Regions from separate parts of the Homo sapiens genome. Here all the other regions are linked to region 1. A link is an interaction called in ENCODE POLR2A ChIA-PET data of the cell type or tissue named here. Cell type or tissue: HepG2. All regions are shown on one strand. Each heading gives the region's core, and the rest is flanking DNA. Links, peaks and the distances in the headings are about the cores only.

What was found. ChIA-PET counts read pairs that join two places held together with the same protein. Peaks named below come from ENCODE experiments on the same cell type or tissue, not always from the same donor. Only the 100,000 strongest peaks of a DNase experiment are listed, where the experiment ranks them.
Region 2: POLR2A ChIA-PET joins it to region 1 with 9 read pairs; 1 of 35 experiments calls an interaction of 5 or more read pairs at or near these places.
Region 3: POLR2A ChIA-PET joins it to region 1 with 11 read pairs; 1 of 35 experiments calls an interaction of 5 or more read pairs at or near these places.
Region 4: POLR2A ChIA-PET joins it to region 1 with 8 read pairs; 1 of 35 experiments calls an interaction of 5 or more read pairs at or near these places.

What each region holds. Positions count from the first base shown.
Region 1 is chr19:56,971,847-56,979,552 of GRCh38, forward strand. No RefSeq gene overlaps it. Among named protein-coding and RNA genes, the nearest start is that of MIMT1, 130 kb to the left of the region's middle. RefSeq lists a silencer at 3,035-3,329 and an enhancer at 3,035-3,329. In HepG2, for the core only: no CTCF peak of the experiment used is centred there; DNase peaks (open chromatin) are centred at 2,065, 3,185, 3,685, 4,705 and 1 weaker place; H3K4me3 peaks cover 708 bases.
Region 2 is chr19:56,877,592-56,885,297 of GRCh38, forward strand. No RefSeq gene overlaps it. Among named protein-coding and RNA genes, the nearest start is that of MIMT1, 41 kb to the left of the region's middle. In HepG2, for the core only: no CTCF peak of the experiment used is centred there; a DNase peak (open chromatin) is centred at 3,430; H3K4me3 peaks cover 773 bases.
Region 3 is chr19:56,914,486-56,922,191 of GRCh38, forward strand. No RefSeq gene overlaps it. Among named protein-coding and RNA genes, the nearest start is that of MIMT1, 77 kb to the left of the region's middle. In HepG2, for the core only: a CTCF peak has its summit at 3,712; DNase peaks (open chromatin) are centred at 3,686 and 4,386; H3K4me3 peaks cover 627 bases.
Region 4 is chr19:56,896,280-56,903,985 of GRCh38, forward strand. No RefSeq gene overlaps it. Among named protein-coding and RNA genes, the nearest start is that of MIMT1, 59 kb to the left of the region's middle. In HepG2, for the core only: no CTCF peak of the experiment used is centred there; a DNase peak (open chromatin) is centred at 4,522.

The DNA of each region.
Region 1 (7,706 bases), core at 1,485-5,484:
CTTGATGATGGTCACATGAAAAAGAGCAAACATAGTGGATGCCCCTGCCTTCCTGAAACCTCCCTGATTTATTTATTTATTTATTTATTTATTTAGAGACGGAGTCACGCTCTGTCACCAGGCTGGAGTGCAGTGCTGCGATCTCAGCTCACTGCAACCTCCGTCTCCCCGGTTCAAGCGATTCTCCTGCCTCAGCCTCCCGAGTAGCTGGGATTCCAGGCGCATGCGCCGCCACGTCCAGCTAATTTTTGTATTTTTAGTAGAGACAGGGTTTCACCATGTTGGCCAGGATGGTCTTGATCTGTTGACCTCGTGATCCACCCGCCTCAGCCTCCCAAAGTGCTGGGATTACAGGCATGAGCCAGCACGCCCGGCCTGAAACCTCCCTTTTAAACCACAATTTGGGAAAGCAATTTGGTCCCATCTAGAAAACTGTTTATGGTTTGAAAATGCACGTACCCAGAATCCTGGCCACATTTTACTCTTTCTGAGAAAGCCATTCCCTTCGTGAGTGAGAAGGCGAGAGAGAGATTTAGAGAGACTTTGGGCTTCACTCTAGCATGTGGGTCATTAATCAGGGAAATTCCGAGTAGGTTATAAATCTGTGCTTTTCCTCTCCCCCAGCAGCTCCATTCCTAGAAGTTTCACCAGAGCAAAGTCTCCCACGTTTGGGCGAAGGAGAGAAGTACATGTAGCAAGCACCAGCTCTGTGCTGTTTCAGGGTTGTTTGTAACAGCAGAAAATCCTGGGGCCATCGACAGGAGAAGAGATGAGTGGATCCTGCTGTGTTCCCCTAGTCGGATACTCTGTAGCCATTTAAGTGGATGACTGAGTGCCATGTGCACCCGCACGGATACGCGTCAAGGCAGTGATGATGTTTGAGGATGACACGTCTCAATACCGCGCAGCTAGTCTCACCACCCAGTCACTCTCTGTCTCAGTCGACTCAGGCTGGGTCTCAGTCTGTTTGTGCTAACAAAATACCACAAACTGGGTAATTTATGAAGAACAGGGATTTATTTCTCACAGTTCTAGAGGCTGGAAGTCCCAGATCGAGGTGCCAGTGGCTCAGTCCCTGGTGGGGGCTCTCCTCCTGGCTTGCGGACGGCCTCCTTCTCCCTGTGTCCTCACATGGTGGGAGAGACTTAGTGTCTGGAGAACTCACTTTCCCTTCTCATAGAGACATGAAACCTGTCATGGGCCCTACCCTGGTGGCCTCATTTAAATCTAATCATTGGCCAGGCACGGTGGCTCATGCCTATAATCCCAGCACTTTGGGAGGCCGAGGCGGGTGGATCTCCTGATGTCAGCAGTTCAAGAGTGGCCTGGTTAACGTGGGGAAACCCTGTCTCTACTAAAAATACAAAAATTAGCCAGGCATGACGATGGGCGCCTGTAATCCCAGCTACTCAGGAGGATAAGGCAGGAGTATCACTTGAACCCAGGAGGCAGAGGTTGCAGTGAGCCGAGATCGCGCCATTGCACTCCAGCCTGGGTGACAGAGCAAGACTCTATAAAAAAAAAAAGAAGAAGAAGAAGAAGGAGGAGGAGGAGGAGGAGGAGGAGGAAGGGGAGGAGGAGGAGGAGGAAAATCTAATCGCCTTCCAAAGGCCCTGCTTCCAAGCACCATCACACTGGGGCTTTGGGCTTCAACGTATGATTTTGGGGGGTAAACAAATGCAATCCATAGCACTGTCTATGTTCCTCATTGTATGAAGAACTGAAATTGTTTCCTGACAGCTTTGCAATTCCTGACAGTTTTGAGCTTTATCCACCAAAATCTACCTGGCAAGGAGAGCTAGGTGCATGCCATTCTCCCTAGAATCGAACACTGATCAGTTCTGGTTTTGCCTTGCAAGGAAGAAACATTCCTTACAGCACAGAGAGTGCAGGTGGGGATGGGAAACATGTTTTGTTCTTTTCCTGAGCTCATGTTGTGTTCCTTGTATGCTGGGACATTTTCAAACCCACGCATGCTCACCTCTGGAGCCTGGACATTGCCCAGCCCTGAGCCTCTCTCAGCAGCCCCTTCCTGGCTCCCACACAAGCTGCAGTTTCCATGGCAACAGGCAGAGCTGGCCTTTGTCCTTGGAGCCTCCCGGTGAGAGGTCTTTAGGGAAAACAGGCTGGAGCAATGGACAACAAAATTAAACAGCATGGGGCCCCGAGGCGTGTTCTTTCCTATAATTAAACTGCACCCTTGGACATTTGTAGAATGCCATAAATTGGCTGTACCCTGCTCAGCATTCCAAGTCCCCTGCAAGCATCATAATCAACCATTATCTGCTTTCATCATTTGTTTCTTCATTTGTCTATGCATTAACCATTGATTTTACCCCAACAGTAGTAGCAGACACGCTTCTAGAAAATGGAGATCTTGCAGAGGTTTCTAACCAGGGACCATTTTGCTTACAAAGAGGCATTCGGAAATACTTTCAGTCGGCACAGCTGGAAGGGGTGGGTTCTATTAGCCTTGAGTGGGTAGAGGCCAGAGGTGCTGCTAAACATCCCATAGTGTACAGAACAGCCAACCCCTGCCGACCCCGACACACAAGGAGGAATGTTCTGGCCCCACAAGTCAGGAGTGCCCTGGCCGAGAAACCCTGGGATACAGTGATTTGCAAGAACCCACAATGAAAACCCTTGAGGCACGTACGCTCTAGGGAAGGAGACAGCTCATGAAATATAATGCATGTGCCATAATGAAGAATCAGAGATAGTAGGAGAGAGAGCAACGGGGGCGAAGGAGATGGAGCAGCCAGGGCTGTCTTCTCCCAGGCTGTGATAAGTGAAGAGAGACGAGTAAGGGGAGGAAGCAGTCCTGGGGAAAGAACACTGGGGAGTGGGCACAGCAGGTGCCAAGGCCCTGGGGCAGAAACACACGGAGTGCATTCTGGGAAGGATGAGGAGACCAAGATGGCTGAAGTCCTGTTAGGGAGAGTCAAGGAGAGAAGGAAGGGATGTTGGATCAAGAAGGTCCTTGTAGGTGGTAAGGACTTGGGATTTATAATTTAGCTGTTAAAATTAGGAATTATGAGCATCATCAATATTAACTGAGCATTTACTCCATGCCGGGCTTTCTGTAGAGCACTGAGATTCCTAGGGCCTGGAAGCCGGCTTAGCTAATGGGAGAGAGTGGAGGAGGTCAAACAGACAGTCACGTAGAGATAAACTTCAAAGAGAACAAATACTTTGTCCAGGGACACTCTGGGCTGTGTGGCCACTAGGGCAGGGGTGGACATGAGAGGAGGCTGCGATTAGGGCACTAGCCAGGGAGAGAGGCAGCATGGATGTGTTTTGGATGGTGGAACTGTTAACTGAGACAAAGGATTTTTGTATTTTTAGAATCAGCAGTTTCAAATTTAGGATGGGGCCAGGGTTGCCAATAGATACACCATCAACATTATCATTACAATCATTACTTATTTTTATTTTATTTTATTTATTTATTTATTAGAGGCAGGGTCTTTCTCTGTCACCCAGGCTGGAGTGCAGGGCTGTGATCATAGCTCACTGCAGCCTCAAACTCATGGGCTCAAGCCATCCTCCCACCTCATCACGACTATGATAATGAAGTAATTAATATGTATTATACTTGTTCTGCACGTAGCTTTCTACTGGATGCCCGTGGCACGGCATATCTGCAGGGCAGGCGTGATCACCTTCCCACATTCCTGATGAGGCCTCTGAGGCACAGAGAGGAAAGGGGTGGCCTCCTCTCATTCTGTCTGACTGTGGAATCAGACTAGCCTGGACAGAATCCATCACACCACGGCCACCTAATCCTCTGAGCCACAGCTTCCTCATTTGTAAAAAAAAAAAAAGAAGAAGACCTCGCTCCCAGGGTCGGCATGAGAATTAAATGAACAAGGGAATAATGGCCACACAGCAAGCTCAATAAACAACAGCACAAAACACTCAGTCATCAAGATAAACAATATTTTCATGCAGTATTTGAAAAAAAAATTCATGTACAAAAAAACGTGATAAACAAAATATTAAAAATTTAAATAAAGACAGGACCCTATGAGACTGTGCTGAGCTACATCAGACCCTCAGGCAAAAGGAAAAGTGCGTATGACCCTAAGCATGTTGCTACTGTTTTTTTTTTTTTCTTTGAGACGAAGTCTCTGTTGCCAGGCTAGAGTGCGGTGGCACAATCTCAGCTCACTGCAACCTGCAACTCCCTGGTTCAAGCGATTCTCCTGCCTCAGCCTCCCGGTTATGTATTTTTTAATGGTTATTTTCCAGAAATAGATTTTGAAAATATTATTGATGAGTCTGCTTCCACTGAGGCCGGGAAAATAAAATTATAATAAATTCTATTTTTAACACATAAAATTAACATAAGACATTGCGAGTTTAATATAGCTATTTTTCCTTTTTTCAACATTTTTAAAACTAATATTCTGTGGGGGTGGGGAGTGAACCATTAAATAATTACAAGCTGCGTGAGAGAGCTCACACCTGTAATACCAGCATGTTGGAAGGCTGAGGCGGGTGGATTACTTGAGACCAGGAGTTCAAGACCAGACTAGGCAAGATAGAAAGACTCTATCTCTACAGAAAATTTTTAAAAAGTCAGAAATGGTGTTGCATATCTCTAGTCCCAGCTACTTTGGAAGCTGAAATGGGAGGCTTGCTTGAGGCCAGGAGGTCGAGGCTGAAGCAATCTTCAAGAACAAATATTTGCTCAGGGACTTCTCTGGGCTGTGTGGCCACTAGGTCAAGAGTGGGCTGTGGACATGATAGGAGGCTACGATTAGGGTAATAGCCAAGGACAGAGGCAGGAATGGATGAATTTTGGATGGTAATACTATTCACCGAGTCACCACTGCACTCCAGCTTGGGCAACAGAGCGAAACCCAGTCTCTACCAAAAAAAAAAAAAAAAAAAATTGCACAATCACACGGATATAGGGAATCACACTTTTTTTTTTGGCCTCGGGCTTCAGTACAGCTCAGCACACATTGGGTTTGATTTAAATTTTGAGTATTTGTTCATCCATTATGGGGGGTTGCTTTCTGCGTTCATTTTGGTTTTCAAAACCATTGTGTTAAATATTATTTATCTTAAATAAAATTAACCATACTCACCATGTGGTATAATCCCCGGAACGTATTCCTCCTTCATGACTGAAATTTTGTGTCTTTGGACCAACATCTCCCGTCCCTGAACCCCTCAGCTTTCTGGATGACTGTGCACCTCCGTAAGCCTCTTCCTAATCCCCAGGTCTGCCTTTGAGGATATGACCTTTGAGCTGAAACGTGAAAATTGGGAAAGAAACAGCCATGGGGACTGTGGGGAAAGGAAATTCCAATTAGAGGAAAGGCAAGAGTGAAGGTCTTGGGGCAGGAAGCTTTTTCAGGGACAGTGAGGACAGCATGGCCAGGGGGTGGTGGGTAAGGAAAGCAGCAGACAAGAGCCAGGTTGCCACCGACCTTGTGGGCCAACCACGGGTAGCTTTCCTTTTAATCCAAGTGTTCTAGAGCCACCGATCTAGGCTCAGTTGGCATGGAAGGTGGGTGAGAGAATGACATTATCTGACTCATTTGCAGAAGGTCTGCAGCTTGATTTTTTTGGAGGATAGACTTATCATGGGGACAGGAGTGACCCTCATCATCAAGATGTGATAGTTATCTAGGGAGAGGTGTTGGTACCTGGACGAAGGTGAACAGAAGTGGATTGAATCTCATTACGTCATGAGAGTGAGAAGCACAGAGGATGACAGAGGATGATGTCTACGTTTCGAGTTTGGGCTCTTGCAGACTGGGTAGTGCCTTTTATAGAGACTGGGGAGACTTGGGGGTGAGGAGTAGAATTTTGAGGGGGACTGACAATTTTGATGTGAACGCGTTGGCTGAAGATGCCAATTTGACATCCATGAAGAGGACCTGTCCCGAAGCCTCACATTGCTAAACCCCAGAAAATATCAGTTTTGCCAGCCCAATAGATAACATCAGGGGATTCTATTTTTTGCATGTTTTCTCCTCAAGAGTCCAAGGATAACCCACTGAGTCCGCTCCTGATCTGAACCTCTAAGGTATTGCCAGGCCTGGTGTCCTAAACATCAGCCCATGAGGAAATCAGCCCTGGGCCCTGTACCACCAACACAACATCATGTCCTGTATCCCCAAAACATGCAAAAGTCTCATGAACATGCACATCCTCTGTGCTTCCCTCCCCTGAACCACCCTCATCCTCCTTTCTAGGTCCTTACTGCCACGCACGCGTGCAGTCTCATGAAAAAGGGGAATACTGTGACCGCCCCTGTTTCCAAACGGATATTGGGCCTCTTTTCAAGCGTACGTTTTCAGTTTACACTTTCAGAGTTTGTTGATTTGTGAGTTCAAGGCCCTCTCTGCCCTGCGGAGAGCACGGAAATTCCTGGAACTGGGGGCGTGTGTGAAGGGGACGTTGTCAACGCTAGGACAGAGAAGAAAGCCGCTCATTTTGATGTGTCAGAGCGGTGGGGGGTGGGGCTTCCAGCCCCTGGCATCTCAGCCCTATCCTTCCTTCCTGCACTGTGCTTCTCACAAACAGCAGGGGCTTGTGTTACTTTGAGTCGATAGCCTCATTCACGACACTCTCACAGAATAGTGCCCGTCTGTGCTCAGCACATGCCCGTAAAACAGGATTCCCCAAACACGTCCATAGGTAACTGTAAATCATTTAGAAGAATCTAAAGTGTGAATTTTGTAAACTGAAGCTACGTGCATGTATACACGTGTGTGTTTGTGTATATCATATATACACATTAATGTTATTATTATTATTTGCAATACCCAGCATCGCATAATAGGTGGGATAATGCAGATGCCACTCCAAGCCAAATCTCCTGGCCCCACCGGTCATAAGCTTACCTCTGTAGGGAAGAAAAGGTTTCTTTTTGGCAGTGGTTTGTTGTTTGTTTGTTTGTTTTGAGACAGGGTCTTATTCTGCGGCACTGGTTGGAATGCAGTGGTGCGGTCACTGAAGCCTCGACCTCCTGGGCTCAAGTGATCCTCCCACCTCAGCCTCCCAAGTAGCTGGGGCTACAGATACGCACCACAACGCCCAGTTAATTTTTGTATTTTTTGTACAGATGGGGTTTTGCCATATTGCCTAGGCTGATCTGTAACTCCTGAGCTCAAGCGATCTGCCTACCTCAGCCTCCCAAAGTGCTGGGATTGCAGGCATGGGCCAGTGTGCCTGGCCTCTTTTTCCTCACCAATTGCTAGGTTCATGACTGAGGCCCCTGTAACACAAGACAGATCAACCAAAAAAAAAAATCATACAGATTTATTTAGTATAAGTTTTATGTGACACGGGAGCCTTCCACAAGGAAATAAAGACCCAAAGAAACAGAAAAACGTGTATATTTGATGCTGGTCTGATGAAGAAGTGGATGGCTGTGGAGAAGTATTTGACAGAGGCAGTGTGCTCTCATGCTACAAGAGTGAGAGAGTGAGGGGAGCTTTTCAAGGCCTGTTTGTTCAGATTCAGTGTCTTCAGAGATAAGGATGCTCCTCTCCTACGGGTACAGAGAGGGCACGCTGGAATGACAGTCTTACAATTGCTTCAGAGAGAAGGACGAGGAAAGCTGAGACAGGCATTTCTGCTCATGCTGTTTTCTCAAATGCCAACGTGCCATATTTCAGGGTACCATGTCCCGAGCCCCACCATCTCCTAGGTAGGAATTCAGGATTTTGGTGTTTGTCCTACTA
Region 2 (7,706 bases), core at 1,882-5,881, 94 kb before region 1:
TTGGTTAGGAGGGACTCACTCTGATACACACGTCTCTGAGTGCCAACCAATCCACAAGGGTCCCACTCGAGAAATCACGGTCCTGCAGATGATGTCAGCCCCTTGATGTCTATGAAAGCCCCACAACCTCTGAACTCCACATTGCCCCGAAACCCTCCATAAAACCAGACCGTTCTGCACAGAGAGACTGTCTGGTTAGCAGAGCTCTCTCTCCTTTATTATGGTAAGAAATCAATTCAGGATTGTTCTTTTATTTCAGATATTGAATTGTGTTAGCTTGGGCTGCCATGACAAAGTACCACAGACCGAGTAGCTTAAACAACAGAAATGTATTTTCTGACAGTTCTGGAGGCAAAAAGTATAAGGTCCGGGTGTTGCTGGGGTTGGCTCCTTCTGAGGCCTCTCTTTGGCTGATATCTGGCTGCCTTTCCCCCATGTCCTTACAGGGTTGTCCCTCTGTGTGTGTGTCTGTGTCCTGGCCTCCTCTTCTTAAAAGGATAGCAGCATATGGATTAGGACTCACCCTAATGACCACATTTTATTTACCTCTTTAAAGATCCTATCTCTGGCCAGGCACAGTGGCTCACACCTGTAATCCCAGCACTTTGGGAGGCTGAGGCGGGCGGATCACAATGTCAGGAGTTCGAGACCAGCCTGGCCAATGTGTTTGAAACCCCGTCTCTACTAAAAATACAAAAATTAGCCAGGCGTGGTGGCGGGTGCCTGTAATCCCAGCTACCCGGGAGGCTGAGGCAGGAGAACCGCTTGAACCCAGGAGGCGGAGGTTGTGGTGAGCCGAGATCGTGCCACTGCACTCCAGCCTGGTGACAGAGCGAGACTCCATCTCAAAAAAAAACAAAAACAAAAAAACAAAACCCACAGATACCACTGGGTGACAGTTGTCTACAGTATTCAAAACAATAGCATCCTATCCAGGTGTGTGGTCTGGGAGCAACTGGCTGTCCTATAGAGGCTGGGTGTGCAGTAGACTCTACCAACTAGGTGTGTGTAAGTGCAATCTAGGATGTTCACACAATGACGAAATGGTCTAACAGCGCACTTCTAAGCACGTTTAGGGATGTACGGCTGTGTAGAGTTCGTGGCAGGTGTCAAGTAAGTAGAATTCTTCCCAGGAAATTTTTCTTTTTCTTCTTTTTCTGAGACAGGGTCTCACTCTGTCACCCAGGCTGGAGTGCAGTGGCACAATCACAGCTCACTGCAGCCTCCACCTCCTGGGCTTAGGTGATCCTTCTGCCTCAGCCTCCCAAGTAACTGGGACCATGGGAGTGCGCCACCATGCCTGGCTACATTTTTTTTTTTTTTCTGAGGTGGAGTCTTGTTCTGTCTCGCCCAGGCAGGAGTGTAATGGCAGGATCTCGGGTCACTGCAACCTCTGCCTCCTGTGTTCAAGTGATTCTCTTGCCTCAACCTCCCGAGTAGCTTAGATTACAGGTGCCTGCCACCACACCTGGCTGATTTTTGTATTTTTAGTAGAGATGGGGTTTCCCCATGTGGCCAGGCTGGTCTCGAACTCCTGACTTCAAGTGATCCGCCTGCCTCAGCCTCCCAAAGGGCTGGGATTACAGGCATCAGCCAACACCCAGTGGTTATTTTTATGTTATTTAACATATTCTCTATATTATCCAGGCTGGTCTCAAACTCCTGGGCTCAAGCAATCTACCCACCTCAGCCTTCCAAAGCACTGGGATTACAGGCATGAACCACCATGGCTGTCCCCCAGGACCTTATTCTAAACACAGTTCAGTATTTCCCAAGCATTCTTGAATGCCAGGAACTAGGCTGGGACAATAGTAGTGTGCAGAACAGACTAGACATCTATTCAGCAATCTTGCTTCTGGGTATACACACAAAAGAATATAAATCCGGGTCTCGAAGAGATGTTTGTACACCCGTATTCATAGCACCATTATTCCTAGTAGCCAAGCGGTGGAAGCAACCCAATGTTCACTGATGGATGCGTGGATGAGCAAAATGTGCTCTATACGTACAATGAAATATTGTTCAGTCCTGAAAAGAAAAGGAAATTCTGACACTTGCTACAACATGAATGAAACTTATTTTTTTTTTTTTGAGATGGAGTCTCGCTGTGTCGCCCAGGCTGGAGTGCAGTGGTGCCATCTCGGCTCACTCCAACCTCTGCTTCCCGGGTTCAAGTGACTCTCTCACCTCTGCCTCCCAAGTAGCTGGGACCTCAGGCATGCACCATCATGCCCAGCTAATTTTTGTATTTTTAGTAGAGATGGGGTTTACCATGTTGGCCGGGCTGGTCTCGAACTCCTGACCTCAAGTGATCCGCCTGCCTTGGCCTCCCAAAGTGCTGGGATTATAGGTGTGAGCCACCGCACCCGGTCTTGAATGAAACTTTTGAAAATATTATGCTAAGTGAAATAAGCCAGTCACAAAAAGACAAATACTGTATGATTTTACTTATATACTGTACTTAGAGTAGTCCAACTCATAAAGACAGAAAGTAAAGTGGTGATTGCCAGGGACTGAGGGAAGTGGTGAGTGGGGAGTTAATGAGGGCAGTTTCAGTTTTGCAAGATGAAAAGAGCTCTGGAGGCAGATGGTGATGATGGTTGCACAACAAGGTGAATATATTTAACACTGCTATCTGTACGGTAAAAATGGTTAAGATTGGCTGGGTGTGGTGGCTCATGCCTGTAATCCCAGCACTTTGGGAGGCCGAGGCGGGTGGATCACCTGAGGTCAGGAGTTTGAGACCAGCCTGACCAACATGGTAAAACCCCATCTCTACCTCATCTACTAAAAATATAAACTACTAAACCTCATCTACTAAAAATACAAACAATTAGCTGGGCCTGGTGGCAAGTGCCTGTAATCTCAGGAGCTACTGAGACAGGAGGATCGCTTGAACCCAGGAGGCGGAGGTTACAGTGAGCTGAGATCAAGCCATTGCACTCCAGCCTGGGCAACAAAAGCGAGGCTCTGTCTCAACAACAACAAAAAAGTTTAAGATGGTAAATTTTATGTTACCTGTATTGTTCCACAATTAAAAAACAAAACGGGCTGTGTCTCTGCTGTCATGCTCTTGTTTTCCTGCACTTCTTGGAGGCTGCACTCTCAGTAGCCAGACTTGGAGCTCTGGACCTCTTGGCTTGAAACATTTCCCCTTGCCATTCCTTCCTGTTCTGCCTGCACTTTTCAGGACACTTCCTCCAAGGAGGCCCTCTCTGATGCCTTCCTCCCATCCCCTTCAGAATCGGGGTAGCCCCAGTGGTGGCTTCACCAGCCTCATGAGATCCAGTTTTGTTCATCTCTTCGCAACTCCACATTCGGTGATATCACATTGTTAGCTTCAGGTCAGCCACAGTGGGAATATTTACACCATGGGAATTGGCAGACTCTACAAAGCATGGTTTTGTTCCCTTGAGAGCTAGTTGTTAAACATTTACCAGCCCACCATGGAATGGTCACCCCTTCCGTGCTGCTCAAACATCCTGTCCTCTCTGATGTGATGTCTGTCTTCCCTGTTAGATGATAAGCTTCACTAAGGCAGGGGCCAGGCCTGTAGCTGGTGAGTGGTGGAACCAGGGTTTGAAGGCTCAGGGGATACAGGTTGAATATCCCTTATCCAAAATGCTTGGGACCAGAGGTGTTTCAGGTTTCAGATTTTTTCAGATTTTGGAACATTTGCATTTATGTAATGAGATATATCTTGGGGATATAACCCAAATCTATACATGAAATTTATTTGTTTCCTTTTTTTTTTTTTTTTTTTTTTTGAAACGGAGTCATCTTGCTCTGTCTCCCAGGCTGGAGTACGGTGGCACAATCTCAGCTCACTGCAACCTCCACCTCCCAGGTTCAAGCGATTCTCATGCCTCAGCCTCCCGAGTGGCTGGAATTACAGGCACCCACCACCATGCCTGGCTAATTTTTTTTTGTATTTTTAGTAGAGATGGGTTTCACCAGACTGGTTTCGAACTCCTGACCTCAGGTGATCTGCCCGCGTCAGACTCCCAAAGTGCTGGGATTACAGGCATGAGTCACGATGGCCGGCCTTATTTATGTTTCATAGACATTTTATACACATAGCCTGGAGATAATTTTATGCAGTATTTTTAATAATTTTGTGCATGAAAACAAAGTTTTGACTGTGTTTTCACTGCAACCCTTTGCAATTTTCCTCGTGTGGCATCATGCTGGCACTCAAACATATCAGATTTTGGAGTATTTCTGATTTCAGATTTTCCCATTAGATATGCTCATCCTGTAATGGCCACCCTAATTTCAGTCTCTCTCCCTGGAAATCAACAAGACAATAATAATGATAGAAATAATAGTCAGCCAGGTGTGGTGGCTCACGCCTGTAATTTCAGCACTTTGGGAGGCCAAGGTGGGCAGATCACAAGGTCAGGAGTTCAAGACCAGCTTGGCCAACACGGTGAAACCCAGTCTCTACTAAAAATACAAAAGTTAGCTGGGCGTGGTGGCACGTGCCTGTAGTCCCAGCTACTCCGGAGGCTGAGGCGGGAGAATCACTTGAACCTGGGAGGCGGATGTTGCAGTGAGCTGAGATCGTGCCACTGCACTCCAGCCTGGGCGACAGAGTGAGACCCTGTCTCAAAAAAAAAAAAAAAAAAAGAAAAAGAAAAGAAATAATAGTCATAGCTGTTATTATGAATTGCAGCATTCCTGTATTCCTGCAGACCTTTTACCTTTACAAAAACCTTACCCTAGCTCAGAGTCGTCTCCTCCCACCTCTCCGCTGGCTTCTTCAGCCACACTGGGTTTCTTTCTCCCTCTCCAACATATTTCTCTCCATTGTCTTCTCACTTCTCGGTATGTTCTTCCCTCAGATCTTTGCTTGACTGATCATTTAGGCTTCCTTCAACTTAAATGTCACTTCCTTGAAGGGGCCTTTTCTGAGAACCTGAGCTAAAATAGCCTCGGTCACCCTCCAGTAATGTATGTCGTGCTGTAAGTGGCCTCATCCCCATAATTAACCCCCAGTCTTTCATGTGGACAACTTGTGTCTCCTCAAAGTTATTTATAAAGCAATATACAAACCGGCTTCAAGTTCCTTTCTCTTTACCCTCTGAAGTCCCTCCTATGTAGAAACTCCTGAGGAACCAGCAAGTTCCCCAGTTTTATGATCTTCATTAATTATTTTATTGTGGTAAAAACCACATAACATAAAATGTACCATCTTAATTACTTTAAGTGTACAATTTAGTAATGTTAAGTATTTTCACATTATTATGAATCAGGTCTCCAGAACTCTTTCATCTTGCAAATCGGAAACTCTATAACCATGAAAAAACAACTCCCCATTTCTTCCTACCCCATTCCCTGGTAAATCACCATTTTACTTTCTGTTTTTATGAATTTGACTCAGTAACTTCGTATAAGTGAGATAATAGCATTTGTCTTTTTGTGACTGCCTTATTTCACTTAGCATAATGTCCTCAAGGTTCAGTCATGTTATATCACAACACTTCCTTTTTTATGCTGAATACTAATGTTCCATTGTATGCATATACCACATTCCCATTGTCCATTTATCTGTTGATGGGCATTTACTTTGCTTCAACCTCCTGGCTATTGTGAATAGTGCTGTTAGGAACATGGCTGCACACATATCTCTTTGAGTCCATGTTTTCTTTTGGGTAAATACCTAGAATTGGAATTGCTGGATCATAAGGTAATTCTACTTTTAATTATTTGAGGAACTGCCATACCATTTTCCAAAGTGGCTGTACCATTTTATATTCCCATCAATGGTGCCCAAGGGTTCCAATTTCTCCACACTGCCTTCTTTATTATTTTTTTATTTTTTGAGACAGAGTCTTGCTATATCGCCCAGGCTGGAGTGCAGTTGGCGTGATCTTGGCTCACTGCAACCTCGGCCTCCTGGGTTCAAGTGATTCTCCTGCCTCAGCCTCCCGAGTAGCTGGGATTACAGGTGCGCACCACCATGCCTGGCTAATTTTTTGTACTGTCAGTAGAGATGGGGTTTCACCAAGCTGGCCAGGCTGGTCTCGAACTCCTGACCTCGTGATCTGCCTGCTTCGGCCTCCCAGAGTGCTGGGATTACAGGCGTGAGCCACCACGCCTGGCCCACATTGCCTTTTATACTTTCCTTTTTTTTTTTTTTTTTGATAGTAGCCATCCCGATAGGTATGAGTTGGTATCTCATTGCGGTTTCAAATTGCTTTTCTTTAATGATTAATAATGAACATTTTTTCACGTGCTTGTTTGTCATTTGTATATCTTCTTTGGAGACGTGTCTATTCAAGCTCTTTGCCCATTTTTGAATTGTGTTATTTGATTTTTTTGGTGTTAAGTTGTTGTAGTTCTGTATATATTTTCAATATTAACCACATATCAGATGTATCATTTGCAAATATTTTCTCTTATTCCGTAGGTTGTCTTTGCATTCTGTCAATTGTTGTGTTATTTAAGGCACAAACATTTTACATCTGATATAGTCCCATTTGCCTATTTTCACTTCTGTTGCCTGTGCTTGGTGTCAGATCCTAAAGCATGTCATTGCCTAATTCCATTTATTTTAAAAATTTTCTTGTCAGGCGCGGTGGCTCACACCTGCCATCCCAGCACTTTGGGAGACTGGGGTGGGTGGATCACCTGAGGTCAAGAGTTCAAGACCAGCCTGGCCAAAATGGTGAAACCCTGTCTCTACTAAAAATTTAAAAATTAGCTGATCAAGGTAGTGGGTGCCTGTAATACCAGCTATTCAGGAGGCTGAGGCAGGAGAATCCCTTGAACCCAGGAGGTGGAGGTTCTAGTGAGCCGAGATCCCACCATTGCACTTCAGCCTGGGCGACAGAGCAAGACTCTGTTTCAAAAAAAAAAAAAAATTATCTTGATTCTGTTTGTCAGTTCCCACACCCCATTTCATCCACTCCAGGAGAAAACAGACATGTCTTCGGCTCCCCCGGACTTCCTAGAATTTAACACAGTGCCCAGGGCACAAGCATGAAACATACTTGCTGAATGAGTGGATGCTCTGTTGCCGATGTCTGACAGAATATTATTTATAGCTTACACCTGACTGTCCCTAGGCAAGGTCTCTGAATTCTTCTGGTCGGCACCAGAAGGGAGGGACGAAGCTTCCAGAGGAGACCTGCCTGCCACTGCCCTGTGATGGGGAACCTAAGGGACAGGCAGACCTTGGCTTTTGGTCCCCCAGAGAGCTGGCTCTGTACTGGGGCTGGGAATCTCCCTGATCTTTGATTTGCAGGGTGAATGGGGTGGAACCTTCTGCCCCTCCCTCCATTCCCCCTACTCTGGTGTGCAGGAAGCTGAGGCCTTCTAGGAGACTGGGGATACTGAGGCTGAGGGAGGTAGGGAGGAGTTAGGAGGTTTTTGATTCTCACTTGAATCTTTCCCACTGTAGCTGAAAACAGGGTTTTTGGGTCACCTGCCCCAGCAGGGGATGGGAGTATAGGCGGGGTCTGCGTCTGCAACCCCCTCCTGAATGTGGAAATCTTAACGGGGCCAACACCTCCCCCGTTGCTGGATATGGAAGCAATGATACTTTCTCCCTTCCAGCTCTGCACTCCTTATACCCCACTGGGATAGAAATCCTGTCTGTTGGTGTCAGGCAGGGGTCTCCGGCTACCCCTCCTCTGCTGGGGTGGAAGATGGAGAGGTCAAAGGAGCAAGCCTCCTTCCTGGCCCTTGCAAGGGCCTCCAGC
Region 3 (7,706 bases), core at 2,335-6,334, 57 kb before region 1:
TGGTGCATGCCTGTAATCCCAGCTACTCGAGAGGCTGAGGCAGGAGAATCGCTTGAACTCGGGAGGTGGAGGTTGCAGTGAGCTGAGATCACACCATTGCACTCCAGCCTGGGCAACAAGGGCGAATCTCTCCGTCTCAAAAAAAAAAAAAAATATATATATATATATATAAAATATAATATATAATAGATATGATATAATGTAATATGTAATGTAGTACTACATAATACTATAATATGTAATAATATAGCATATAATAATATTGCTTAGGGAGTAGACTTTTAGTGTTCTTATCGCAAAAACAAAAGTATGTGAGATAATGCATATGTTAACTAGCTCAATTTAGCCACTTCACAATGTACAGATTTTACAAAACACATACACAATAAGTACATCTAATTTTTGTTTGTCAATTTAAAAATAAAATGTTAAAGAAAAATATGCCATAAAACAGAACAGAATGTAATATCATCTAATATGTGACATGATGATATGATACGGTCATGTGTTATGCAATGCAGTAATGTGTAATATGGTTTAGAATAATACAGTGACCTGGCCAGGCATGGTGGCTCACGCCTGTAATCCCAGCACTTTGGGAGGCCGAGGCAGGCAGATCATGAGGTCAAGAGATCGAGACCATCCTGGCCAACATGGTGAAACCCTGTCTCTACTAAAAACACAAAAATTAGCCAGGCATGGTGGCGTGCACCTGTAGTGCCAGCTACGCAGTAGGCTGAGGCAGAAGAATTGATTGAACCTGGGAGGCGGAGGTTGCAGTGAGCCAAGATCAGGCCACTGCACTCCAGCCTGGGAGACAGAGTGAGACACCATCTCAAAAATAAATAAATAAATACAATAGAGTGACCTAATGTAATTTGTTGGGTGGTGGAAAGAGTAGAGCAGGTGGAGGGAGTGGGGAGTAGTGCAGAGGCGGCTGATGTGGTCAGCTGATGTAGTCAGGAAGGCTCCTCCAAGCAGGGGACAACTGCCCCAAGACCCGAAGGATGTACTCATTCTACCACAGCAAGATTCTGGGGGAACTGCAGAGGGAACCGGAAGGGCACAGTCTCCCTGCAGAGGCACAGAACATGCTCAGGGAATGGAGGGAAGCTTGGTGTGGTGGGAATGGAGTGAACAAAGGGGAGATGGGAGAAGGTAAGAGTAGGCTGAAGAAGAGCAATGGATCTCATGGGACCTCATGGGACCTCGCAGGCACAAGGGAGCCGTCTGGATCTTGTTCCCAGCACGATGAGACCCTTGGATCTTCTTCAATGTTGTGACGTCTGGTTTCTGGATCTGGTTGCCCCTGATCCTCAGTGTCCCTTGGTTTGCAGCCACAGGGCTCCAAGCTCTGCCTCTAACATCACAAGGCATGCTCCTCCCTGCATCTCTGCGTGTCCTCTTCTCTTCTTATTGGGACACGAGTTATTGGATGTGGGACCTTCCCTCATCTGCTGTGACCTCATCTAAAATAATGATATCTGCAAAAATTCGATTTCCAAATGAGGCCACATTCTGTTCTGAGTGGACATGAATTTCGGGGGACCCCGTTCCACCTAGTACAGCTAGGAATTGGCATGGGCTGGACGGAGTGAGTGTGGGTAGAAGTGAGAAAATGCTCACTGACATGGAAGGAAAACCCAGAGAGTTTGGGATGTGCAAACCAAACGAGGAAAGATTTTAGCAGAGAGGACGAGGTCTAAGTTGTCATGTGTGGTCAACAATTGGATCTGATGAAGACTAAGGACTGGATTGTTTCTGGCAAAGTGGAGAATCCTGGGGAACTTGACAAGAGTAGGTCAGTGTGGGTTGGGAATGGAAGCCAGATACCCATGGGCTCGGGAGAGAGGGAGGGGAGAGAGTTGAGGGGAAGGAGCAGAGAGATGCCTTGGATGTGTTTTGCCTATGAAGGGGCAGTGGCTAGGGAGGAACTTAAGATCTAAAAAGCATTTGTTTTTTTAAGATGGAAGACAACACAGTATGTGGGAATGTTGATGGGAAGATCTCATGCAGAGAAGGAAATAGATCGGTTGATGCCAGCAAGAGAAGATGACAAACTGACTTTCCGATGAGCCACAAGTGATGGGATGCGCTGTTCAGGGGGAGGAGTTGGAAAGAGGATTTGCCAAATGGACAATTTGCCAAATTATGGATCCACTGTAAATGAATTTCTACTAAATATTTGTAAACATTACACAAAATCATGCCACCATGGGATGGTGTTAATGGACTTCAAGGGTAACTCTTCTCTTTCTTTTCTTTTCCTTTCCTTTCTTCCTCCCTCTCTCCCTCCCTTCCTTCCTTCCTTTCCCTTCCTTCCTTCCTTTCTTTCCCTTCCTTCCTTCCTTTCCCTTCCTTCCTTCCTTCCTTCCTTCCTTTCCTTTCCCTTCCTTCCTTCCTTTTCCTCCATTCCTTCCTTCCTTTCCCTCCCTTCCCCTCTTTCTGTCTTTCTCTCTTTCTTTTTTCCAAGACAGAGTCTTGCTCTGTTCCTCAGGCTGGAGTGCAGTGGTACGATCATGGCTCCTGCAGCCTCCACCTCCTGGGCTCAAGCAATCCTTCCACCTCAGCCTCCCCAGTAGCTGGGATCACAGTTGCACACCACCACGCCCAGCAATTTTTTGTAGAGATGGGGTTTCTCCATGTTGCCCAGACTGATCTTGAACTCCTGGGCTCAAGCAATCCTCCTGCCTCAGCTTCCCAAAGTGCTGGGATTACAGGTGTGAGTCACTGCACCCAGCCAGCTTTGATGTTTTAGTTTCATTTCAGCTGAAATTAAATTTGGTTTCACTGTAGATTTTGTTTCACTTTGGCAGATTTATCTCAGCTCTGTAGCTGATTTGCAAATCAGGCTCAAAGACGCATCAGATTTAGGTGTAATTCTCATTATAGGCACTGAGCATTTCTCAGATGTCTTACCCATGTTGAAAACATTTGTGTGATCACACTGGGTAACATATCTGTTAAGAGAATTTCAAAAGACAGGAGTGAAAATGAGTTGGATAATAGAAACCTGTTCTACCTTTTGTATTACGCTTGGTGGAAGCATCCCGAAATTCTCATTTTAAATATAAAAATCCTCAGAACACACTGAACTTCAGTTTGGCTACAATGAAGCAGCTACAGCCAATGTAAAGCTAAACTAAAATCTGCCAAAAAAATGAAACGAAAACTTCAAGTCAGATCATTTAAACAGCACAGAAGTTTCCAGGAACTCCCTTACAATTGGGATCGCTGTAGCTGTCACAAGGAGTTAAAGGAAACATGCTTCTGTCGCTGTTAACTAGCTGCATCCGGTGAATTGGGCAAATTTGGCCATTCAGGGAATTAACCATCCACAAAAGTAAATAAATAAATAAATAAAATAAGCCAGTCATTTGAAGAACTGATTTTCAGGGAATTTATTTAGCGTTGGTAATGTCTAAAAGTTACATGTGTGGTTGTTGGTTTTATGATTATCTTTAATGCATTCCGATGTATATTTATATATACGATCTTCTCCATGCCTGACATATTTCACGGTAAGATAAAGAAATTCCCGTGGCTTATAAGGAATGGAGACTGAATTTGAATTCAAGTTGTTTAGAAAGAAATGGATGAGCACTGAACCCACATATTTGAATTTTTTAAAAGTCCAGCTGACAGATGTTGAATCAGCTTATCCCCCTGCTGGAGAATTTTGCCCCAAGGTAAAAGCAAGCTTTGATTTCAGCACCGTATGCATCGCAGTGAAGTTGGGCAAATGAATGGTGTCTTCCATACACAGCACTACGTGTTTGGCATACGGAATCCCTCCCTTGCCCAGCAGTAAACAGACTTGAATACACCATCTGTTTGCACACCAACTGTTTGCAAGGAAATTTTTTTTCCTTTTCTTTTTTTCTCTGTGAAGTTAATGTTGTGACAACTTTATATTTTCTTTTTTTAAAAAAACAGAAATCTGTGTTTGTGTTTACTTAGACCTGGGCTACCTTAGATGGTTCTCAGGCTCACTTATACACTTTCATGTGTTCCATTAAAAAATGTGATCGCTTTCTTTTTCTTCTGATTTTGGTTGCAAAGGCTAAGAACTTTCAGAACAGAATTTTGTTTTTGTCTTTAATACGGAGACGTTTCGTGTTGTTCTCTGGTTTTTCAGATGGGTGGACACAGAAAAGACAACTAATACCCTGAAATTGGTTGAAACTTGATTATTCATTCTTAAAGTCTGATAATTATAACTGTCCAGTAACTTGATAATTCCAGTTCTGTTTTCCTGTTTAGAACCTCTACTTTCTTATTTGAGAAAAAATGTTTGAGGATGTTATCTCAGTATGTGTTTACTTATCTTAGTACACATTCCCTTGAACTTTTCGCTTATCATGACCATTGAAATATCTTGGAACATCAGTGTTAGAAAAGCAGGAAGAACGTGGGAAACTCCCCCTGTGTGCACGGTGGGCCCCTCTATGAATTGCACCAGACAAATTCCAAACAAAGTGATGGAGAAAATCCCCCAAGAAAATTAGCAGTCTTTTTTATTCAAACTTTTTTATTCAAACTTTTTGTTGTACTGTGTCAACAGCTCTCTGGAGACCACCGTGTGCCCCTCCTGTTCCACAGCCACCCCAAAGCAACTGTTAAAGATGTTTTGTGGGCTGGGCACAGTGGCTCACACCTGTAATCTCAACACTTTGGGAGGCGGAGGCGAGCAGATCACCTGAGGTCAGGAGATTGAGACTAGCCTGGCCGACATGGTGAAACCCTGTCTCTATTAAAAATACAATAATTAGCTGGTTGTGGTGGCAGGCACCTGTAATCCCAGCTACTCAGGAGGCTGAGACAGGAGAATCGCTTGAATCCAGGATGCGGAGGTTGCAATGAGCTGAGATTGCACTCCAGCCTAGGCAACAAGAGTGAAACTCTGTCTCAAAAAAAGAAGAAGAAGAAAAGGAGGAGGAGGAGGAGGAGAAAGAAGAAGAAGAGGAAGAGGGAGAGGGAGAGGGAGAAGGAGATGGAGAAGGAGAAGAAGAAGAAGGAAGACGAAGAAGAAGAAGGAGAAGAAGAGCAGCTACCTTGACAGGGACGTCCACCTTGGAAGGTGACATGCTCTGGGTGAAAAGGAAAGTTGGTTTTATTCCAGAAGTGGCACCCCTGGGGAGGCGGTGAACAGTGGAGGCGTGTTCCAAGACCACCTCTCCACGTGTGCCTCCGGATCAGGGAAATTAGGGGAGCTTAAATGATGGTCAAAGTGCTTTTGGGAAACGTGCACGGGCTCAGGCGGACAGTTAATCGCGGCTTCCTTGGTCAATGTCCCTGGCCTTCTGCAGGAATGCTCAAGCTGTTCTTATCAGGGCGGTCAGCACATTCCCAGGGTGGCTGGTCAGCTGCTCTCTCTTTTATCTCTGTTGAAGGCCTTGTTCTCCGGAGGCTGTTTTTAATAAAGAAGCTACAAACTCGAGCAAAGCAAGGATTCTATGCAAGCAAGCAAGCAAGCTTTTCTCTAACACGGAGTCAGTACTGTGACACAACTTCACTGTCTTCATCCTGTCCAACTCCTCACCTTGGAAAGCCTCCCCTGCACCCCCATTGTTTAAAACAACCACAAAACCCTCTGCACAGCTTTCTTCCCCGAGTCCTCCTGGTGATTCTGCACCTCCTGGGTCTTCTCATTCACTGAACTGAGTGGGTTCCTTCTCAAAACCTGACCTTTAAATACAGACGTTTCTGAAGGACTCTGTCCGGGGCTCCTTCCCTTCCCTCTCCACATCCTCTCCTTGGTGGATTTCATGGGCCGCTTGGCTTTATATGCCGTCCATATGCCCCAGACTCCCTGCTGTAGACTGACTGTGTGCACCCATTCCCCATTCTTATGTTGAACTCTTACCTTCACTGTTTTCCACAATGGCTGAACTAATCTACACTCCCACCAACAGTCTGTAAGCATGCCCTTTTCTCTGCCACCTTGCCAGCATCTATTATTTTTTTACTTTTTAGCAGTAGCTATTCTGACTGGTGTGAGACAGTATCTCATTGTGGTTTTGATTTGCATTTTTCTTAATGATCACTGATACTGAGCTTTTATATATATATATACTTCTTGACCCATCAATCCCATTACTGGGTGTACACCCAGAGGAATATAAATCATTCTATCGTAAAGACACATGCACATGTATGTTCATTGCAGCACTATTCATGGTGGCAAAGACATGGAATCAACCTAAATGCCCATCAACAGTAGACAGGATAAAGAAAACGTGGTACATATATGCCATGGAATACTATGCAGTCATAAAAAGAGACAAAATCATGTCCTTTGCAGGAATATGGATGGAGCTGGAGGCCATTAACCTTAGCAAAGTAACACAGGAACAGAAACCAAATACCACATGTTCTCAATTATAAGTGGGAGCTAAGTGATGAGAACACATGGACACATAGAGGGGGAACAACACACACTGGGGCCTATGGTGGAGGATGGGAGGAGAAAGAAGATCAGGAAAAAATAGATAATGGGTACTAGGCTTAATACTTGGGTGATGAAATAATCTGCACAACAAACTCCTGGGACATGCATTTACCTATATCACAAACTGTACATGTACCCCAAACTTAAAAGTTAATGAAAAAGAGAAAGAAATGTTGCCCTCTAAGGTGATGGTGTTAGGAGGCGCCTTCCAGGACCGTCTACTCTAAGAGGATCTCCTGGGTTATTTGCTGTGTCTGCTTCTGTGGTCTGGCCTTCACAACACTTAGTACAGTTCCTACTTATTTTATTTACTGGCCTATTTCCTGTTTTTTGTTTCTCTCTATGACATAATATGAAATGGCCGGGCCCAGTGGCTCACGCCTGTAATCCCAGCACTTTGGGAGGCCGAGATGCGCAGATTGCCTGAGGTCAGGAGTTCAAGACCAGCCTAGGCAACATGGTGAAACCCCGTCTCTACTAAAATACAAAAAGAAAATCAGCCAGGCGTGGTGGCAGGCGCCTGTAATCCCAGCTATACAGGAGGCTGAGGCATGAGAATTGCTTGAACCCTGGAGGCGGAGGTTGCAGTGAGCCAAGACTATGCCACTGCACTCCAGCCTGGGCAACAAAGTGAAACTCTGTCTCAAAAAAACAAAAAAAAAAAGAAAGAAATACATATTTGGTTTCTGCTCATGTTCTGGGCACACAGGTTCGAATTGAAAAGTGTATTTGTTTGCTAGTGGTGACTGCTACTAGGGGCTCCCGGACAGCCTCAGGTTGGGGGTGGTTGCCGGGGAAATCAACCATGTGATTAGAGGGTTGGAGCTTTCAGGTCCCTCCTCGCCACGTTGAGGAGAAAAGGAGAGGGGCTGAAGGTTGTTGATCACCAATGGCCAGGGATGTAATCAATCATGCCTACATAATGAAGCCTCCATAAAACCCCAAAAAGGACAGGGTTTGGAGAGCTTCCAGGCTGCTGAACACGCAGAAGCGCTGGTGGGGTGGTTCGCCCAGAGAGGACATGGAAACGTCTCACCCCGTACCTTCGTAACTACAGCCTCATCCTCCTGATGCGATTTCACTGTTATGCTTATAGGACTTAACACGTTAATCACAGCCCTTTACTCTCTGTACACACTAATCACCACACAGCAAGGAATATTTACATACCACATCAACAATATTAAATCCTCATTCATGCAAGAAAATACCCCAATACCGATACACCTAACACCCCTTCTCCTATTATCCTTAA
Region 4 (7,706 bases), core at 2,451-6,450, 75 kb before region 1:
AGCCAGCAGCTGTCTCTCTACCACTTGAGTCTGCATGTTGGTAGTGAGCTGTCATGCAAGGCTTCCCCATGAGGTCAGAATGGTGCTATTCTCAGGTTATCCATCTGCAAGGAGAAGACCTGCCTCCCTTGTCCTTAGAAGGCTCTTCACCAGCCTGGCTTGGGTCACATGCCCACTCCCATGGCCAAGGCACCCAGCATACTACAATAGGTGACCTTTGTGGGGATACGGGTGAGAAGAAGCAGTCCCTAAAATAAAAGCCAGGGTGAGTTTTCCCGAAGCAGCAGGGAGGAGTGCCACACAGATGAACCCATTCATACCCACCTTGCACCACATCCTGTGTTGTGGGGTCTTAGGAACTCCTTCCTGGAAGAAATAGCCTGTGTGACAGGGCCTTGAAACTAAGCAGGAGCTTGCTGAAAAGAGGAATGAGAGGGGCCAGGCGCAGTGGCTCACACCTGTAATCCCAGCACTTTGGGAGGCCAAGGTGGGTGGATCATGAGGTCAGGAGTTCAAGACCAGCCTAGCCAACATGGTGAAAGTCCGTCTCTACTAAAAATACAAAAGAATTAACTGGGCATGGTGGCGCATGCCTGTAATCCCAGCTACTCAGGAGGCTGAGTCAGAAGAATTGCTTGTACTGGCACCCAGTAGGCAGAGGTTGCAGTGAGCAGAGATCACGCTGCTGCATTCTGGCCTGGGCTACAGAGCAAGACTCTGTCTCAAAAAAAGAGGAATGAGAGAGGAACGAGCATTTGGCAGACATGCAGAGGTCTACAGATGAGTAGTTTATTCTGACTGGCCCGTGGAGGCGGTGGTGGTGGAGGTGGGTAAGGTGAAGCATGGCTGCAGGGGAGGCCACAGGGAACTCCACAAGGCCTGAACCTGACCTCGAAGGTGCATGTGTACCTTGGATGGGTACAGTGGATATAAAGTTTTGCTCACCCGGTGTTCACTCTTTTATGAACAAAATACCCTTTTCCTTTTGGAGAGCACCCTCTCCCACCCTCTCAGTCCATGGAGCCTATGAGGCCTCTCTCTCCAGCTCCTGTGACCTCTACCTGGTCAATAGAAGTCACTGGCTCAGGGATGGACATGTGACCCAATCTGGGCCAATGAGGGGCAGCCCTAGGAGTTTTGCTAGAAGGATTGCAGACTATTCCTGCTAGCAAAATAAGACCAATAGATCTCTAATTTTTTTTTTTTTTTTTTTTTTGAGACTGAGTCTCACTCTGTCGCCCAGTCTGGAGTACAGTGGTGCAATCTTGGCTCACTGCAACCTCCTCCTCTTGGGTTCAAATTATGCTCGTGCCTCAGCCTCCCGAGTAGCTGGGATTACAGTAATGGACCACCATGCCAGGCTAATTTTTTTTGTATTTTTGATAGAGACAAGGTTTTGCCATGTTGGCTAGGCTGGTCTCAAACTCCTGGCCTCAAGTGATCCGCCCTCTTTGGCCTCTCAAAGTGCTGGGATTACAGGTGTGAGACACTGTGCCTGGCCTCTGATAAAAATTTTTGGGGGGTTGAGTCCAGGTACGCATGAAGCCAACTACCCCTGGACTTTTCAACTACATGATTCAGTAAACAACTTTTATTTTTGTTTGTTTGATTTCGCTTTAGCAATCAGCATTTCTGTTGCTTGTCATGGAAGAGATGTCTCTAAACAGGAGACTGATGGAGTTAGACTTGTGTTTTGGAAGGATGTCCTTCTTGGGATCGGAGAATGGTATGGAAACAGCAAGCAAGAGTGGAGACAGCCAAGCAGTGAAGAATCAAGGGCGGGGTGGACTAGAGCCATGTCACCTGGGGGATATATCAGTGTGAGAGATGAGAAATGGATGCACAAAAATGGAAAACAAGAGAGATGTGGGGACTCATTTATGGGCAGACGTTGATCTCCACAAGACATGGTGACTATTTGGATATGGAGAATACAGAAGAGGGATGAGTCAGGGATTACTTGACAAGGGCCCAGGAGAGGGGCTTTATCTGTCATGCCTATTTCAGATGTAAGTGATGAAAAATAAACTCAAATTGGCTTAAACAAAATAAATAGGAATGTAATAGGCTCAACATCTGTCAAGTTCAAGGAGCTTCAGTACAGTTGGATCCAGAACTTCTAATGATTTTATCAAGATATGACCTTTATGTCTGTGTTTCCTTTTTTTTTTTTCCTTGAGACGGAGTTTCGCTCTTGTTGCCCAGGCTGGAGTGCAATGGCGCCATCTCGGCTCACTGCAACCTCTGCCTCCCGGCTTCAAGGGATTCTCCTGCCTCAACCTCCTGAGTACCTGGGATTACAGGCACCCACCACCATGCCCAGCTGATTTTTTGTATTTTTAGTAGAGACGAGGTTTCACCATTTTGGTTAGGCTGGTCTCAAGCTCGTGACCTCAGGTGATCCACCTGCCTTGGCCTCCCAAAGTGCTGGGATTATAGGCGTGAGCCGCCACGACTGGCCATGTCTGTGTTTCTCAGACCTGCTTTCCTCTGATGTGGTTTCATCCTGCCACAGGATCTCCCCTCAAAAAGGTAAAGATAGCTGCCAACATCTCAGCACCTGGGTGCTACCAGCTAAGAGACCCAGAGGAAACAGAACACTTCTATCTCAATAGTTCCACCAAAGTTCCAGGCCCAACCATGAGTCAATTCCTGAGATGCTGATTGGTCAGACCTGGGACATGTGTCCGTTCTCACATCAGGAAGTGATGTGATCTCCACTTACACTGCACAGGCTGAGAGTGGGGTTGGTCTGGATCCCCAAGGAAAATAGAAAGTGCTAGAATCAGAATAAAGGGGGAATAGATGTGGGGTGGGAAAACCAACAGAGGCTCACTTCAGTGTGCATGGGATACATTTCTGAGTAATATGGGAGGGTGGTTTTTGTCTAGGGATCTACAGAATGTGTGTTTGTGTGTGGGGTGGGGATGAAGGGTTGTCTTTAAGGAGCCCAGCAGCATTGAGGATTGGTCTGGGATGGAGGCCCAGGGTTTGGAGGCCTGGATTTGGCTGCTATTTTACATTTTATTTTATTTTATTTTTTGAGATGGAGTTTCACTCTTTCACCCAGGCTGGAGTGAAGTGGCATAATCTTGGCTCACTGCAACCTCCGCCTCCTGGGTTCAAGCAGTTCTCCTGCCTCAGCCTCCCGAGTAGCTGGGACTACAGGCACATACCACCGTGCCTGGCTAATTTTTGTATTTTTAGTAGAGACAGGGTTTCACCATGTTGGCCAGGCTGGTCTCAAACTCCTTAGGTGATCCACCTGTCTTGGCCTCCCAAAATGCTGGGATTACAGGCGTGAGCCACTGCTCCTGGCCTTGGCTACTATTTTAGATAGGGCAGTTGGGAAGAGCCTCTTTTAGGAGATGACATTTAACCTGAACTCCGCAGGGTGAAAAGAGCTTGTCTTCATCTTCATGAGGGTAAGGGGGATGATTTAGAGGTAGGAATTATCTTGGGATGATCAAAGAACAAAATGATGACTGGCGAGACGAGAACATGGTGCACAGTGGGGAGCCGGGAGGCAGGATCTTGTGGGCTTAGTCAGTTCCTCATTGAACACTAGTATGGAAAGCCATGACAAAGTGTTAAGCAGAATCAGTAAAGCACAGTGTCACTCGACCTTTGAGGATTACCAGAAGGAGGACAGGCCAATCGTAAGCCTGATCAAGAGAAGGGAAGGAGGAAGGAGAAGGGGGAACTTTCTCTGTCACCTTCCCGCCCTGTTGAGGCAGTTTTCATACGTTGGATGTTTAACACAACCCAACCAAGACTGGGACCCGGTGCAGTGGCTCACACCTAGAATCTCAGCACTTTGAGAGGCCAAGGTGAAAGGCTTGAGCGCAGGAGTTCAACACTAGCCTGGGCAATATAGTGAGACCCTGTCTTTATAAAAAAATAGAAAAATTAGCCAGGCATAGTGGTGCATGCCTATAGTCCCAGCAACTCAGGAAGCTGAGGTGGGATGATGGCTCGAGCCCAGGAGGTCAAGGCTGCAGTGAGCCATGATCTCACCACTGCACCCCAGCTTGGCGACAGAGCAAGACCCTGTTTCACACACACAACACACACACAAAGATTGGTATGGTCACTCTTACTTTACTGACAAGAAACCTGCGTACAGAGGAGCTAAACCACCATCCCAAGGCCATAAAACTACTGCGAGTCTAAGCCAGGATATGTCTGAATATGAAGACTCCTCTGAATGCTGGGTCCCAGAAGCACTAAGCTTGGTTATGAACCTCATGGGCTCTACATAGCTTCTCACCAAGTTGGGTCCTGTTGAGCCTATTGTGCAAGGAAGGAGACCAAACACCCTGGAGGTTTGCTCACCTGGCCTGAGTTACCTGGCCGTGGAAGGCCCCTGGGCTCAAGTTCCCTGAGAGGCAGGGGTTAAACCATGTGTCCTAGAACCTCAGCTTGCATCCCACCCTGGAATTTTCCTCTGAGTTGCAAAATCAGGCAAGCTGCCAAGCCATATATACATTGCCGGGTAGCCAGGCAACACCGTGCTTTTTCTGGGAAGGAGCACAATGTGGTCACTGTGCTGCCGACGCCAGGTTCCAGATGGAAGAAAGACTTTAATCCCCAGCTTCACGGCTGTTTGGCACACTTCGCTCCTGAAAGCCTGCTCGGGCCAGTTTTCACTCTGACTCTCCAGTGAGGCCATTTTGTCTCATTCCGTTTCTGATGTTTAAATGTTAATCCTTTACAAGTTGGTTTTAGTGGAGTAGGAAATGGCGGAGAAGGCTGGAGGTGGATTCAGATGCAACAGGGATGGCACTTACACCTTTCGATGAAAAAGACGTGTGATTCCGCGATTTTGCAGTTGTGAATTGTGCTGCTATACGCATGTGTGTGAAAGTATCTTTTTCACATAATGACTTCTTTTCCTCTGGGTAGACACCCAGTAGTGGGATTGCTGGGTCAAATGGTAATTCTACTTTTAGTTCGTTAAGGAATCTCCACACTGTTTTCCATGGTGGCTGTACTAGTTTACATTCCCACCAGTAGTGTCGAAGTGTTCCCTGATCACAACATCCATGCTAACATCTACTGTTTTTTGATTTTTTGATTATGGCCATTCTTGAAGGAGTAAGGGGGTATTGCATTGTGGTTTTGATTTGCATTTCCCTGATCGTTAGTGATGTTGAGCATTTTTTCATATGTTTGTTGGCCATTTGTATATCTTCTTTTGAGAATTGTCTATTCATGTCCTTAGCCCACTTTTTGAAGGGATTTTTTTTTTTTTTTTTGGTTACTGATTTGTTTGAGTCCATTGTAGATTCTGGATATTAGTCCTTTGTCAGATGTATAGATTGTGAAGATTTTCTCCCACTGTGTGGGTTGTCTGTTTACTCTGCTGATTGTTCCTTTTGCCATGCAAAACTCTTCAGTTTAATTAGGTCCCAGCTATTTATCTTTGTTTTTATTGCATTTGCTTTTGGGTTTTTGGTCATGAAATTCTTGTCTAAGCCAGTGTCTAGAAAGGTTTTTCCAATGTTATTTTCGAGAATTTTTATAGTTTCAGGTCTTAGATCAATCAATGAGTGAATAAACAAACTGTGGTATGTATATATATACGATGGAATACTTCTCAGCCATAAAAAGGAATGAATTAACAGCATTTGCAGCAACCTGGATGAGATTGGAGACTATTATTCTAAGTGAAGCAGCTCAGGAATGGAAAACCAAACATTGTATGTTCTCACTGATATGTGGGAGCTAAGCTATGACGGCAAAGGCATAAGAATGATACAATGGACTTTGGGGACTTGAGGGGAAGAGAGGGAGGGGGGCGAGGGACAAAATACAACAAATATGGTGCAGTGTACACTGCTCGAGTGATGGGTGCACCAAAATATCACAAATCACCACAAAGAACTTACTCATGTAACCTAATACCACCTGTACCCCAATAACTTATGGAAAAATAAAATAAAATAATAATAAAAAAAGAAAAAATGTGTGAGCAAAATGATTAATAGGCAAATGATAGAAGAAAAAGAAAAAGCCCATGAAGTTAGAAAGAGAGGCATCACTTCTCGAGTGAACAGGAAATGGAAATCAGGACCACATAATGTCAAGTTTAACTCTCAGAGTGATGTAAAAATGAAAATCCTAGGGCTGGGCATGGGTGGCTCACACCTGTAATCCCAGCACTTTGGGAGGCTGAGGCAAGTGGATCATGAGGTCAGGAGTTTGAGACCAGCCTGACCAATATGGTGAAACCCTGTCTCTACTAATGTGCAAAAATTAGCCGGGGGTGGTGGCACACATTTGTAATCACAGCTAGTTGGGAGGCTGAGGCAGGAGAATCACTTGAACCTGGGAGGCAGAGGTTGCAGTGAGCCGAGATCGCACCACTGCACTCCAGCCTGGGTGACAGAGTGAGACTCTGTCTCAAAAAAAAAAAAAAAAAAAAAAAAATCCTGATAAAGGCCAGTGTTGGTGAGGGTGGGCAGAGTAAGTGTCTGCTGTCATACGTGGCAATGGGAGACATTTAGGGTATGACCTCTCTGAGGTGATTTTATGGGACTTGCCAACATTTTGACTATGTATGACCCCCCCAACACAGCAAATGTGTTTCCACTAATTAATCTTGCAGAAATACTCAGAGAAGTGCACATTTTAAGGCGAGAATTGCAAAATATTGGAGATTCTCTGTCTATCAATATAGAAATGGTAAAATAAATGGTGTTGCATCCATACCATTGAATCTTTTGCAGAAAAGGTTGATGCAGAGATGTGTGTTTCAGCATAGGAGGTTGCCTTGCCTGGGACATACTGTTGGGTCAAATAGGGAAAAAAATTAAGTTAGTGAATGATATATAGAGTCTGAATTCAATTCTGTTGAAAGAGTATATATGTATATATATGTTTGTATTTACTTATATTTTTAAATACACCAAGAACATTTCTGGACTTTGTATTTTTTTTTTTTTTTTGAGACAGGGTCTTATTCTGTCACACAGGCTAGAGTACAGTGGCACAATCACCCCCTGTGGTCTCAATCACCGCCTCTGGTCTCCTACCTCAGCCCCTTCACCTGTGGAGTAGCTGGGACTGCAGGCGTGCACCACCACGCCTGTTTTTTTTTTTTGTTTTTTTTTTTTGTAATGATGGAGTCTCACTGTGTTGCCCAGGCTGGTGTCAAACTCCTGGGGCCAAGCGATCCTCCTGCCTTGGCCTCTCAGAATGCTGGGATTATAGGTGTAAGCCACCATGCTCATCCAGAAAAATAAAATATTAATACTGGCCATCATTTTAGGATTAAAAAGTTGTCAAAAATGCACTGTTGGTTCAAAAAACAACAAAGGGCAAGTTGCCATGCTGTATGTAGAATATTATTTTATGTCTATAAAAAAGACACTGTGTGTGAGCATGCATGTGTACACACAAACACAGATACTATATATACATCCTTTGTACAAAAATTTAGAGAAGGTAAAAGCAAGAAAACCTTGCTAGTGATTGGCCCTGTGGGATTGGGAGAATATTTTTGCTTTTTTGCTTTCTATATTTCTATATAGTTTGAAGTTTCTCAAAGGTTGCATTTTTTTAATTTAAAAAAATTATTTAAAATACCTTTAAGAAACTGCCATAGTCCTACTACCCTAACAGGAGTAATTTTAGCAATTTTCTGTATGAATCTCTCCCTCTCTATATATATCTTTCTTTCTCTATACCCCCATCTATATACA